Linked DNA regions of Homo sapiens: region 1 is linked to region 2. Evidence: read pairs that join two places in POLR2A ChIA-PET (ENCODE). Cell type or tissue: Panc1. All regions are shown on one strand. Each heading gives the region's core, and the rest is flanking DNA. Links, peaks and the distances in the headings are about the cores only. Region 1 has its middle 130 kb from the start of DLEU1-AS1. Region 2 overlaps DLEU1 (deleted in lymphocytic leukemia 1).

What was found. ChIA-PET counts read pairs that join two places held together with the same protein. Peaks named below come from ENCODE experiments on the same cell type or tissue, not always from the same donor. Only the 100,000 strongest peaks of a DNase experiment are listed, where the experiment ranks them.
Region 1: POLR2A ChIA-PET joins it to region 2 with 5 read pairs; 3 of 35 experiments call an interaction of 5 or more read pairs at or near these places.

Annotation. Positions count from the first base shown.
Region 1 is chr13:50,651,382-50,658,248 of GRCh38, forward strand. No RefSeq gene overlaps it. Among named protein-coding and RNA genes, the nearest start is that of DLEU1-AS1, 130 kb to the left of the region's middle. In Panc1, for the core only: no CTCF peak of the experiment used is centred there; no DNase peak of the experiment used is centred there.
Region 2 is chr13:50,227,070-50,233,936 of GRCh38, forward strand. All of the region lies in intron 2 of DLEU1 (deleted in lymphocytic leukemia 1), which reads left to right. LOC124900337 (a long non-coding RNA gene) reads left to right here. Exons shown (of 2, transcript XR_007063796.1): 2 at 836-6,867. Among named protein-coding and RNA genes, the nearest start is that of DLEU2, 100 kb to the left of the region's middle. In Panc1, for the core only: no CTCF peak of the experiment used is centred there; no DNase peak of the experiment used is centred there; H3K27ac peaks cover 3,262 bases.

The DNA.
Region 1 (6,867 bases), core at 1,712-5,711, 420 kb after region 2:
CACGCTACTGAAGAAAGCTCTCTGAATCTACCCCCGTGAGAACTTCCCCCAGCCACTCCTATGCCACAGAACAAAGGCCAGGGTAGGAGTTCAGATCTCTATTGTTCAGCCTCATCCTTTTCTCAGAATCTGTGTTTATATAAGACACTGACACACTCATCTCATTGAATAAAAGACACAAATATTTTATTTCTTATGAAATGTTCAATAGACCATAGATTTCATGGGCTGGATTACAACATAGAGACACCCTACTTTAAGCTGATAAAATACATGAAATACCAAATTCATAGTTAAGGCAATGTACAACACAATTACTTGCTTTATAAAAAAAGTGGCCGTAAGACACTTTAAATATGTATACTCTAGTAGAGAAATAAAATACTACAATTTCTTTATTCAAATAAGTTGAACTATTCCCATTATGAAAATAGTAGAAAAATAGATCAGGAACAGAGCCAAGGAGCTGCCCAAAGCGGTATATACATTCTCATTTGGGAATGTGGACACCTCTAATTTCCTTTGGAACCTCAGCTTAATCTTATTAAATTTCCACTAAAATTCTCTAGGGGAATTCAATGATGGGGTTAAAGGGTCAAGTTTTCTCCGGGTTTTGCTACTTCTTAGTGAACACTTTGTGGCCTCTGGAAGTGGAGGGAGCAAAACCTCAGAGAGTGCAGAGTCCCTGTGTGCAGAGAGGGCAGCAGCTGGGTGTCTCATCACCTTGCAGTTCTCAACCTTATGTGGTGGGGGGTGCCCCCGGGTGACTTAGTCCTGCGGGCCAAGACTGCAGGCTGCTGCATGAATAAAATAGACCATGAGTGAAGTCTGATTCTGCAGGTGCTAGCTGAAAGCCCACCACTTTCTCCCCTGCTCAGGAAAGTGAATTAGAATGCTAGTGAACAAAAGAGCTGTTATCATAGGGATGTCCTCTTATTGGAATCTACACTCAGAGTTTTTATATATGTTACCTAAAAACTTTGGTATACTCTAACTGTTTGTAGTGATAACTTACTCGTTCCAAACTCCCTCCACTTCCTGAGATCTGCTGGTGCAACCTGTTATTGTAAGAGTATGGGATGGGGACCATGGAGGCATTTCCCTGTCCCCTCTCATCCAGAGTGAGCTAGGCAGGGGTAGCCTTCCCTCTGGACGGTTTCAGGTCCCAGCAGGCTTCCAGGGAGGATGGGAGCTGCGGGAGGGAATATGCAGGGAAGATTGTTGCAGAATCTGGAAAACTGCTCTCAGCTTTCATATTTTTTGAGCTAGATCCTCTTGCCTCAGGCTGCCCTTGTGTAGGTAGACACCCACCACTCCCACCCTACCAGGTTTTGTTTTTGTCTGTTTTTTTTTAATTTATTCTGCTGCCAATGGTCTTCAAAGCATAAGAGTTTTCATATTTCTGAAACATCACAGAACCTTCTAATTAGCAATATTTGACCACAAGGAGTTGCAGCTTCTTCTATATATCTCCAAAATAGCTAGACTTTTGCAAGTTTTTAAAACCCAAATTTTAATTTGTGGGCATATTCTTTATTTGTACTAAGTTACAATAAGCACAAATTCTTTTGTAATATTGAGAATTATTTTTAAATTGACCAAAATTATTCACTAAAGAATTATTTTCCTTAAGAAGAAAAGAAAATATTGTAGCAACAAAAAAGGGGGTCTTGAAAGATTAAAAATCTGCTGATATTCCAGCTTTACTCCTCTCCCCTCCCCTGGCTTCTGGGGCCACCTACAGAATTCAGGCTCCTTGAATGGAAACTATTCTGGAACATGGAGTGTGGGGTGGGGGGCAGGGGGCTGCTTTGGTACAGCAAAGCTATGTGTCTATTTGAACAAAGGGAAAAGAAAAATGATTTCATTGTCCATGAAGTGTCTTCAAGAAAAATAAGTCATGGGGAGGTCTGGGACAAGGGCTTCCAAACCTGGTTTTGCAGAGTCCCCTTTGGGGACAAGAAGTGGAGATGGGGAAGAGAGGAGAAGGGGGGCAAGAAAAGGTTGACTGGGGCAACTTCAGCATCCCTCTCCCGACCAGAGAAACTCCACTTTCAGGAAAACACGAATTATTTCATTTTATTCAAACAACTGTGTGTATAGGTGTATAGGTGTATAGATATTTTCCAGGCTCATTATTTGATATCAGTGCTCTAAATATTGTCATCTAACACCAAATGCAATGTAAAGTTTTTGAGAAAAATCAATTGCATTTCTAAGAAATTGGCAAAATGACCATTCTCCTATCTCCTAATATTACTGTTACTACAGAGAATGGAGCAAAGTCTAGATTATTTAAAAATTGAAAGTAATAAAACTTTTTTTCTAGGTATGGGTAACTGCACTGGCTATTGAGAGATCAAATGATATGCACCTTCAGGAACTCTTCCAGCAAGAGCTACTCAGTGAGGAGACATTCATCATTAGCACATTCAGAAATTATAGCTCTGATATGTTTTCTGGGTGGCCGGATGCAAAGGATCATCCATAGTTATGAAAACTCAAGAACAGGGAAGTCAATTAGTATATTTATAAATCTGTATTCCTCTCCTGTCAAGGAATCTCCCTGTATATGAATGATAGCTGTGTCCTTGATTTGAGTAACTCTTTTTCCTAATCAAAAGAAACTCAAATGAACAGGCCCATATGTCTTATCAGAACAAACTATCCTGTAATAAAATGGAAAGAGGTTTTGAAAACTTGATTGTTAGTGTCCATTAATATCTTTCAAGCAGGTACATGGTATAGCATGTAATTATAAATACAGATTATAATGGCAGGCAGTATTATCCTTTAGAAAAGAGGGGATGAAACTAAGTAATTCCCTTCTCTATACTAGACACTTGTTGAAGCAAAGTCTACCACGATCTGAACTCCTCAAAGTGCATATAGTCTACTAAGGGTATCTGGCTTTTACAATAAAAAAGGTACCTTATGTTATAAAACCCGTGCTCAATAGCCTTATTTCTGGTGATTAGGAGAGGCACCAGTGGTAAAAGGCTCAGAGGAATGGCAGAAGGAACATGGATTTTGGAATTTGACTAGTCTAGATTCAAATCCCAACTCGTAACAGAGTCATCTTGGTAAGGTATGAAGCCAATATTTCATAAGTCTTATTTCCTCATTTGTTAAGTGAGAACAAAACTCCTCATCTCATAACGTCAAATGAAATAGGGAAATCATCAAGTTGAGACTTGATGCCTTGCGTACAGCAGACACTCAAATATATGAGGTTAACTTCTTTCCTCCTCTTCTTACAGGCAGATTAAGAAAGGATGTGTTAACTTATCCAGTGGTTAAGGTTAGGAATCTTGAAGATTCAGCAAGTCTCCCTTTTCGTATTTTTCTGCATGGTCCAGAATGCAAGGCTAATATCTGGAGAGTGCTTGGGCATTCCCAGATGGAATACTGATGATAGGGGCTGCATCAGGCCGTTGATCCCAGTATTACCTGTTCACTAACAACAATTTGAACTTCCCATCTTCTGGTTCTGCTGAAGTGTGTGAGGTCCCTGGGTGTTAACCTGCCTGGGTGATGACACTGCCCATCAGCAGTGATGGAGCCCGTAGCAGTGGAAGCATCTTTTAGAAGATCTTTGAGTTCCATTTCTTTTGGAGATGAAGTAGGGAAAAATCGGTTTGCTTGGAAACTCTTGCCATTTGGCAGGTATTTTGAAAATTGAAGGAAGCATTGAAATTGGCTTGGAATTATCAAGCAGCTCCAGTGTGTTTTAAATATTAGGCTTCCTCATGCAATTTCATTGAAAAAAAGATTTCTGTGACGCCAAAGAATTTGCAAATTAGCAGCATACTACAAGAGAGCTGTATGGAGTCTGAGAGTAAAGGGTGTACTGCCCTGGGTCTACCCTGCGTTCTGCCACTAATTTGCTGTGGGACACTACTGCTCTGTGTTAGTTTCTTCAGCATCAGAAAAAGAAAAAGAAAATACACCTTAGGGCATGAAAGAATATTTTAAAGGCCTAAAGCAATATATACATCATAGACATCATTAGAGACCAAGTTCATTTTGTCCCCAACAGACTTTTTATTGTAGTTTTGATTTAAATTATCTCAATATCATAATTACTTTGATGGCCCAATCTCAAAACATAGCTAAAATTAATTAGGTCAGAGTAGAAGAAGCAGAATATCTTTTTATTGCTTTTTTGTTTTTAATAAGCACTTAGAACATCCCTACTTCTTTCAGTTAAAGAAAGGACATATATTTGTATATAAATTTGCTTTCTTGTCAATTCCCAAAAATATCTTCATGAACCAAATCCCAAAAATAATTAGAAAAAAATTGTTTTCAGTTCCAACTAATGAATGTTTCCTGTGAGTTCATTGATTCAATTCAATTGAAGGTGTAAGCTGCCTCTGTTCATGAGGCTACTTGAGATACTGCCTTTACTTAGACCTGTTTTTCTATCAAACACAATGTGCAAACATTAGACAAGACAGGCATTGCAAACTTATACTATGAGACAAGTATCTAAATATTAATGTTTTCACAAAAACTATTTGCCATAGCACTGCTTTATAATTAATTGGGATGCTTGTAAACATTCATAAGAACATTGTGCAATAAACATAAATATTTTATTGCTTTAAAAATGTAAATGTAATGCATAATGTAGGTAACATACACTGATTTAAAAGCTAACATTAATTGCCAACAGAAACTTAATCATGAGCTATTAATTACTGTAGCACCTAGGAGTCCTGATTAAAATTCCAGTTATTCAAACAATGATAACCTGTTACACTTAATTTGACCATCCTAATTCTGGGCTTTTGTCTTGCTCATAATGCACAGCTCTTCCCAAATACAGTCATAGCATAAGAGTACCTTTCCTATTCTCAAAAAATGGTAGGTAGAATACAGTTTATTGCAGATAACTCTATAGAAGCTAGATTTGGAGCTGAAGGGGCTGTGGTAAATTCTAGCTTTATGTTTGTTATAAGGGTACAATTTGTGACATTTACATTTTTATTGAAATGAAGATTTTGTTCAGGAAAAAATTGAACCACTTGGGCTGAAGAATCCAGTCATGGGGGACTCTAAAATGGGTTGGAGTCTTTGTCAGAAAGAGAAGACAAGGAAAAACATCCTTGACCTCTGTCCTTCATGTCCAACTTTTATTCCCCAGCCCATAAAGGAACTCTCTCCCCCAGGTGGGGACTCCCTTCATCCCCTCTAATACAGAGTCGCTAATCTGATTGGTCAGAGAAATTTATGGAACCACAATTGCAGGGAGCAGGGCAAACTACCTGTTGTTCTACCTGTGCCCAGGAGCCCTACAGATGCAGACATAGTTTCTCTCCTTTCCATAGTACACCTCCCCATAAAGAATTCAAAATTTAGATTCAAGATATGAAGTCTCACATTTGCCTAGGTTCTAAGTCATCTCCTACCAGGTTTACCTGAAGTCTTGCCTTTTCTAGTTTTCAGCTACTTACCTAGATTAGTACATTATCTCATTTCTCATCTATCTAGTCATCATGATTTGCTCCGCCAGAACCTGATGGGGGAAGAGGACCAAGTAATTGCCAGGACGTATTTTGAGGGAGAAGGGCTATAGAAAGACTTACTTAATTCTCGAAGGAAAGGAAACGTAAGGAAAGCAAGGCCAGAGCATGCCAAGGCGGCTGGGCCTGGAGAGATCTTTTCTCCTCTCTCCTCCCATCTCTCCGTCTCTGCCATCTGTGAGAATACTCTTTCTGGAGGTGGCAATTGACAGAATCACAGCTGCCTCTAGTGCCTGACCCAATTAAATTTTGCTCAGAGATAAAAAACAAGTGACCAAAGAATGAATATCTGGGAAAAGTAAACTGAATGCAATCTTTTGTTTTTCAAAATAACATTTTTTTTCCCGATTTTATAAGTAAATATACACTCATATGTGCAAATGTGGAAAGGAGAGAACAGCATAAAAAGGCTAACAAATGTCATTTGTATCCTACCAACCAGGAAGAGCGATTTCTCTTTCTGTTTCTGAGCTCCCTCCAGCCACCTCCAAGCTTTTGGCACACCCCCACCTGGTTCTGCTTAGACTCAGCTGCTGGTTGGAGTACAGGTGTTAAAGACCTCATTAGCACAGTTTTGCTACTCACTTGGAAAACTAAATAACCCTCCAGTGACTCTTAAGTTCTCCCAGCACAATCCCTTTCTCCAGCTGGTGAGTTCAGAGTTTTAGAAGTTTGTGTGTTGCTGCTACCTTCTTCTTAAGTTGTTCCAATTTGCCTTTCAAAAGGGACGTCTATAACTGCCCTATGTTAGGCCCGGGTGTTCCCAAGTTCCTTGCCCCGGCTTACTTCCACACAGAGTGTTACATGGTTCATTTATTTGTGGGGCAGGGAGGCACTATCATTCTTCTTTCTTTCCCACTGTCAAATGTAAAAACAAAACATATGAAGCAATGAGTTTAACCCATTTCTTCGTAACTTCATCCTAAATTGTCCCAAGAAATTAGGCTCTCACACAATAGAGTTGTTCAACTTCTGATGTCATATTGCTGACTGATGTGGAGAACATCGCTTTTCTAACTGTTGACTATTAGAATGCAGAAAAGCCAGACTCCTCGGCATGGTGTTGGCCTAGTGTGCTCCATTGTACATGCACTCACAGATGTGGCCACCATGTTTTCTCTTAAAAAATCAGAATGAAGTGCTGATTTATTCTGTGAAGTGCTGTGTTATTCATAACACAGTTCAAACAACAGAGAGTAATTACTTAATGGGCTCAATGTATGTTATTTGAGTGATGGATACCCTTAAAGCCCTGAGTTGACCACTACGCAACGTATGCATGTAAGAAAATTGCACTTGTACTCTATATGTTTATATAAATTAAAAAAAAACTGTAAAA
Region 2 (6,867 bases), core at 1,440-5,439:
TATTCAAAATTTTCCCTACTGAAGCCCTTACATTTTTCATGTGTTTCTGTTAGGCTAATGTGGCTTAGGTTAGAGGAAACTGAGTCTCTTTCCTTCTGGTTGATTCAATCATTCATATCCTCAAGAAAATGTGCCAATCTGGAGCTCAGGAGATCCTGAGAATATTAACAATAACAGCAGGCTCAAGTCTCTTTTATGGCTGGCAGGGCTCTGACAGAACAACTTTGGGTCTGAAGAGAAATAAAACAAAAAAGATCTGAGATCTGGAGGGAAATTTCATTGGGACTTACCCAGTCATTTTATGGATTAGGAAATACGAGGCCTACAGTGACTTTCTCGGGGTCACAGATAGGAGTAACAGAACCAGGGCTAGATCTAGGTCTCCTAACTTGCAATTGAGTCTTTCCCCATTGGTTCCTGGCCTCTCGTGTGTCCCCTGCATCTCCCTGAGGTTTACCCTTGAGATTGGTGTTGGGGACTGTGACACATGGTGGAGGCTGCAGTAGGGCCTCTGGCTCTCTCCAGTCTTGGGCGTGCCTCATCTCAGCCCATTGCCTTTGGGGAAATGCTAGCCACAAACATAGTGAGTTAAATTCTTGGACTATCAGATATAGCTCAGACTTTCAAGATGATAAATAAAGAAACTGAGGTTCAAAGAGGGAATGTGACTCGCTCAGCAATTCAGAAAATCAATTAACAAATAATTATGGAGCACTTAGGATGTGCCGGGCCTGTGGAAACTGCTGGTGGGTGGGTGGGTAGGTGGGGGCGGGGGGCGGCATTTGACTAAGAATAAGACAGACAGGTTCTTACCCTGGAAGAATTTACCATCCAGGAACAAGAGAGCAAACAGCCACAAGTGGGAGGAATATTTAGAAGCGAGGAGTCCCCTTGGAGAACTTGACCTGGTCTGACAATCAGGAGCAGACTCGAATCTTCTGTTCCCTCTGTCGAGATGCCTCGTCTCTCTAGGTCTTGCTGACTTGAATGTGTGTGGAGAGTTCAAAGCCAGGAAAGGATATGTTTGAGGTAACCTGCTTTCCTACCCTATTTAGATTTTAGGTTAATTTTAAAAATGTTTCCCTTTTGTATAAGATTATTTTGATGCTTTTAGACCCTATCATTACCCTATTATTTATTACACTGAAGAATCTATTTAAATATTGGCCTCACTACAGGCCACCCTCAAAGTGGGCCAGTTCTTAGGGCTCATAGGGGAACTATGACCCAGTGTACCCCTACAGAAAAGCCACTGTCTCCATGGCTTCTGGTTGCCTCTAGATAGAAATCTAAAAGCCCACTGATGAGTTTGTGACATTTAGCAATTGCCAACCTTTGCCTAGACTACCATCATGTGTCCTGGGAAGATGCCCCCTTCCTGATCCACAGACCTCTTTTCTCCATGTTGTATTTCTCGGGATTTGGAACTTTTCTAGATGACAGTTGTTTTTCTTGCTCAAAGGGAGGGTAGCATGCCTTTCTCTGAGCCATGTTCCCCCGCCCCCTTCCACTTAGAGCCTGCCTCTTTCTGACCAGCTCCACCTGCCCCTGCAGCAGCCCTACTGCCCTATGTACCAGCTGCAACTGGTTTTGTGTATGATTATGTATTTAAAACAATTTGTGTTCCTGTCTCTTTTCATTATGTCCATCCTCTCTACTCCTCTGGATTACAAGTGTCGTGAGAAGGGGGGTTGAGGCTCCTATTTCCTGTAGGGCTTAGATTACTGAGGCGCAGTTGGCTGGCGGCTGGGCAGACTGAACCCTGCTGTTCAAAGGCAGATGGGAGAGCCGGGGCGGGGGATCTGAGCCACCAGCCCAGTGGTCCAGAGCAGTTGTCTGAGGCAGGACACCAGGCTGCAACACTAATTTGCCATGTGACTCTATTTTATTTTATTTTATTTTTGAGACAGGGTCTTGCTCTGTCACCTAGGCTGGAGTGCAGTGGCGTGATCTCAACTCACTGCAACCTCCACCTCCTGGGTTCAAGCAATTCTCCTGCCTCAGCTTCCTAAGTAGCTAGGATTACAGGCATGCGCCAACGCGACCAGCTAATTTTTGTATTTCTAGTAGAAACGGGGTTTCACTATGTTGGCCAGGCTGGTTTTGAACTCCTGATCTCAAGCAATCTGCCTGCCTCAGCCTCCCAAAGTGCTGGGATTACAGGCGCAAGCCAGAGCGCCCAGCCGCCATGTGACTTTAGACTGGATTTCAGTTTCCTTGTCTAAGTGTCTCCTCATGTCGGGATCCTGTGGTGTGATGTCTGGGAGAGTACCCTGAACTTAGTACTTAAAGTATTAAGACTATGTCATAATGTCTCATTCTTAGACCCTGTCGAGTATGTGTAGGGCCGGAAAATGTCCTTCAGGCTTCTTTGAGTTGGGTCTGGATCCTGAACCACTAGGTTTTAATCCTTGTCCTCATCAGAGGGACAGACAGTATTGAGTGACCCAGGGGACAAAGTCAAAATGGCTGTGGGCACTGGCAAGAGAGGAGGCTCTCAAATAAGGAAACAATGGCATGAAAAAGTTTTAACATTATATATATATATATATATATAGTTAATACACATGCTTGTATGTTTTTGTGTATGTTCATGTGTGTATGTGTATGTATATAAAAGCATCAAAATTGATATATATCATAGGGAAAACCAAAACTTGGTAAGATTTCATTTTACCCGTTTTACAGTCTAAACCTTAAAACTGCTTGCAATTTTAATTATCAATGAGGAATGGACATAATAATCTGTTCAGTGCTCAGGGGCTCTGAAGCCCTTAAATTCTTGATGTAGGAACTCTCCCTCCAACCCAGAGTGCCAGGGTTTTGCTTGCCACCTCTTCTGATCTGTCCTTACCTTCTCCGTGTTTTCCATTGGTGAAGATACATCTATGTCTCAGCTCAAGCCCTGCTCCCATTGCATTGGAACAGTGTGTAGCTGTGCACACTGTCCACACTTAAGAAAGGGTGATGCCAGACTCAAAAAGCCTTGGGGAAGAGAAAGCTCATCCCCTTTAGATGAAAGAAATCCTGGAGTGAGGCCAGGTGGAATATTCTCAAGTCATTCCTGATGTGTCATTTGTCTACAGCAGAGCAAATTATGGCTGCCTTTTATGGGCATTTGAAAGGCCAAAGGCAGCGATCCACTCTGAGTATATACCCCAAAGAATTGAAAGCAGGGTCTTGAAGAGATATTTACATAGTCATGTTCACAGTAGCATTATTCACAATAGCCAAGAATGTTGATTGCAACCCAACCCAAATGTTCATTGACAGATGAGTGGATAAAATATGGTATGTACATATTCTATACATATGTCTACATTAGGCTAAATGAATTAGCCAGTCATAAAAAGATAAAAACTGTAGGATTCTAGTTGTATGAGGTACCTAGAGTAGTCAAATTCATAGAAACAGAAAGTGGAACAGTGATTGCTTGGGGTTGTGGGAAGGAGGAAATGGAGAGTTATTGCTTAATGGATGTGGAGTTTCAGCTTTGCAAGATAAAAAGAGTTCTGAAGATTGCACAACAGTGTGAGTGTACTTAACACTACCGAACTGTACACTTAAAAATGGTTAAGATGGTGAATTTTATGTTATATGTATTTTACCACAATTAAAAACAAACAAATCCTAATGCCCAGGCTGCACCACAGACCAATTAAATCAGAATCTCTGTGGGTGGCTTTCAGATATCCTTATTTTTTCAATTTCCCCAGGCTAAGCTAAGGTGGAGAACCACTGGACCAGAGGCAGGAAATGCAATCTTGAGGTGGTAGCTGTAAACCAGGGGTGAAATGAAAAGAATGGAATCACAGGGAATAAAACAAATTGGATGGTTTGGACAGTCAGTCTTCAGCGATAGATCAGATATGGAACGAAGGAAAGAAGAAGGAAAAAGAAAAATAATGGATCAAAGAAGTTTCCAAGGGCCTAGACTAAATTGTGGATTTATGGAAAAACTGAATGTTTATTGGTAGGTGTTGGGAGTGATTATTTATTTTAGTTTATGGTAATGCAGGTAGAAATTTCTTAGAGGCAGCTGGAAATTTTCATTGCCAAAATTATTCATGTATTTCCCTTGTAGAAGCCAGAGTTTCATTTTACAGTAAAAATGAACTTTTAAAAAAACATTTGTTCATTTATTTGTTTCTTTTTAAGTGTTTAATTGTTAGAGGCAGCTGGAAATTTTCATACTCAAAATTATTCATGCATTTCCCCCATGGAAGCCAGAGTTTCATTTTACATTAAAAATTAACTTTTAAAAAATATTTGTTCACTTATTTGCTTCTTTTTAAGCATTTAACGGACAGATAAAGAGTGAATACATTAAAATTATACAACATGATGATTTGATATAAGTATACATTGTAATGATTATCATAATCAAATTAATGAACACATTCATCACCACCCATGCTGTACATTAGATCCCCAGACCTTGTTCATCTTATAAACTGAAAGTTCGTGCCTTTTGATCAACATCCTCCCACTTTCTCCAGTCCCCTGGCCCTGGCAACCAGCATTTTACTCTCTGTTTCTATGAGTTTGACTTTTTTAGATTCTAAATATAATTGGGGTTATGCAGTATTTGTCTTTCTGTGTCTGGCTCATTTGACTTAGCATAATGTCTTCCAGGTTCATCCATGTTGTTGCAAATGACAGGATTTCCTTCTTTTTTATGGCAGAATAATATTCGATTGCATATATGTATCTGTATCCATTCATCTGTTGATGGATGCTTAGGTTAATCCCATATCTTGGGTATTTTGAATAATGCTGCATTGAACATATGATTGCAGATATTTTTTTGAGCCATCGATTTCATTTTCTTTGGATATTTTTATCCAAAAAACCCCAAAACAACAACAACAACAACAAAAGAAGAAAAATTGCCCAGGGAGCATTATATCTTCAGGAGCCAAGAATAAACCTAGTTTCAGAGTTCCTTTTGGCAAAGCCATGAAGTTGGAGAGCTTTGTCTGTGGCAATCCTTCTCTTGCTGTCTCCTACCTGCCTCTGAATGTTCTGTGGGCCTCCACTTTCTCAGGATCCCATTCAAGTCACATTGCCCTGTTCCTCCTCTCTTTCTAGAAATTCCTGGTAAACAAGTAAATCCCATAGTAAACAAATTTGCGTGAAGGCAATAGAAACTCCCACACTATTTTTTCTAAGAGCATTCACATTTTTAAAATAAATGGAATGAAGAGATCAATACTTATTATAAAATAATAAAACTAGAATGGTGATATTTCAGGAAGGAGAAATTTTGGATAAGATTGCCATTTCTGGCCTCTTGGAAGCACCTCTGTAAATAGTTCTGCTTAGGTGTTCAGACCTGGGTGGGCAAGAGGGGTATTCAGTGATTTGCATGGACCCAGAGAGTCAGCAGATGGGTGCTGGGAGGAGGATACTGAGTCACATATGTGGTCTAGACATATGGATGATGGGAAAGAAAAGTCATTTATGACATTAAATATATCACCTTCCAGTGCCACTAAATCATGTTTTCTGAGCAGAGCAGAGTCACAGCTCCCTACTTTACCCTGTGGTATTCAGCAGGCCAAAGATTTAAGGAAGGACTTAAAAAGTGTCCTTTGGATGCCTTCATCACAGTGCCTGAAATTGCATGCTGTGACTACAAGCCTTTGTCATGTTTACTGATATGGTTTGACTCTGTCCCCACCCAAATCTCAACTTGAATTGTAACTCCCAGAATTCCCACGTGTTGTTGGAGGGACCCAGGGGGGAGGTAATTGAATTATGGGGGCTGGTCTATTCTTGTGATCATGAATAAATCTCATGAGATCTGATGGGTTTATCAGGGGTTTCCACTTTTGCTTCTTCCTCATTTTTCTCTTGCTGCCACCATGTAAGAAGTGCCTTTTGTCTCCTGCCATGATTCTGAGGCCTCCCCAGCCACGTGGAACTGTAAGCCCAATTAAACCTCTTTTTGTTCCCAGTTTCGGCTGTCTTTATCAGCAGTGTGAAAACTGTATTAGTCTGTAATACAGTAAATTGGTACCAGCACAGTGAGGTGCTGCTGGAAAGATACCCAAAAATGTGGAAGCAACTTTGGAACTGGGTAACAGGCAGAGGTTGGAATAGTTTGGAGGGCTCAGAAGACAAGAAAATGTTGGGAAGTTTGGAACCTCCTGGAGACTTGTTGAATGGTTTTGACAAAAATGCTGATAGTGGTATGAACAATAAGGTCCATGGTGCGGTGGTCTCAGATGGAGATGAGGAACTTGTTGGGAACTGGAACAAAGGTGACTCTTGCTATGTTTTAGCGAAGAGACTGGTGGCATTTTACTCCTGCCCTAGAGATCTGTGGAGCTTTGAACTTGAAAGAGATGATTTAAGGTATCTGGTGGAAGAAATTCCTAAGCAGCAAAGCATTCAAAAGGTGACTTGGGTGCTGTTAAAAGCATTCTGTTTTAAAAGGGAAACAGAGGATAAAAGTTCAGAAAATTTGCAGCCTGACAATGCAGTAGAAAAGAAAAACCAATTTTTTTTTTAAGGTGAAATTTAAGGCGGCTGCAGAAATTTGCATAAGTAGCAAGTAACCTGTTAATCCCCTAGACCATGGGGAAAATGTCTCCAGGCCATGTCAGAGACCTTCATGGCAGCCCTTCCCATCACAGGCCCGGGGGCCCAGGAGGAAAAAGTGGTTTTGTGGGCCAGGCCCAGGGTCCCCATGCTGTATACAGCCTAGGGACTTGGTGCCCTGTGTCCCAGCCGCTCCAGCCTTGGCTGAAAAAGGCCAACACAGAGCTCGGGCTGCAGCTTCAGAGGGTGGAAGCCCCAAGCCTTGGCAGCTGCCATGTGGTGTTGAGCCTGTGGGTGCACAGAAGTCAAGAATTGAGGTTT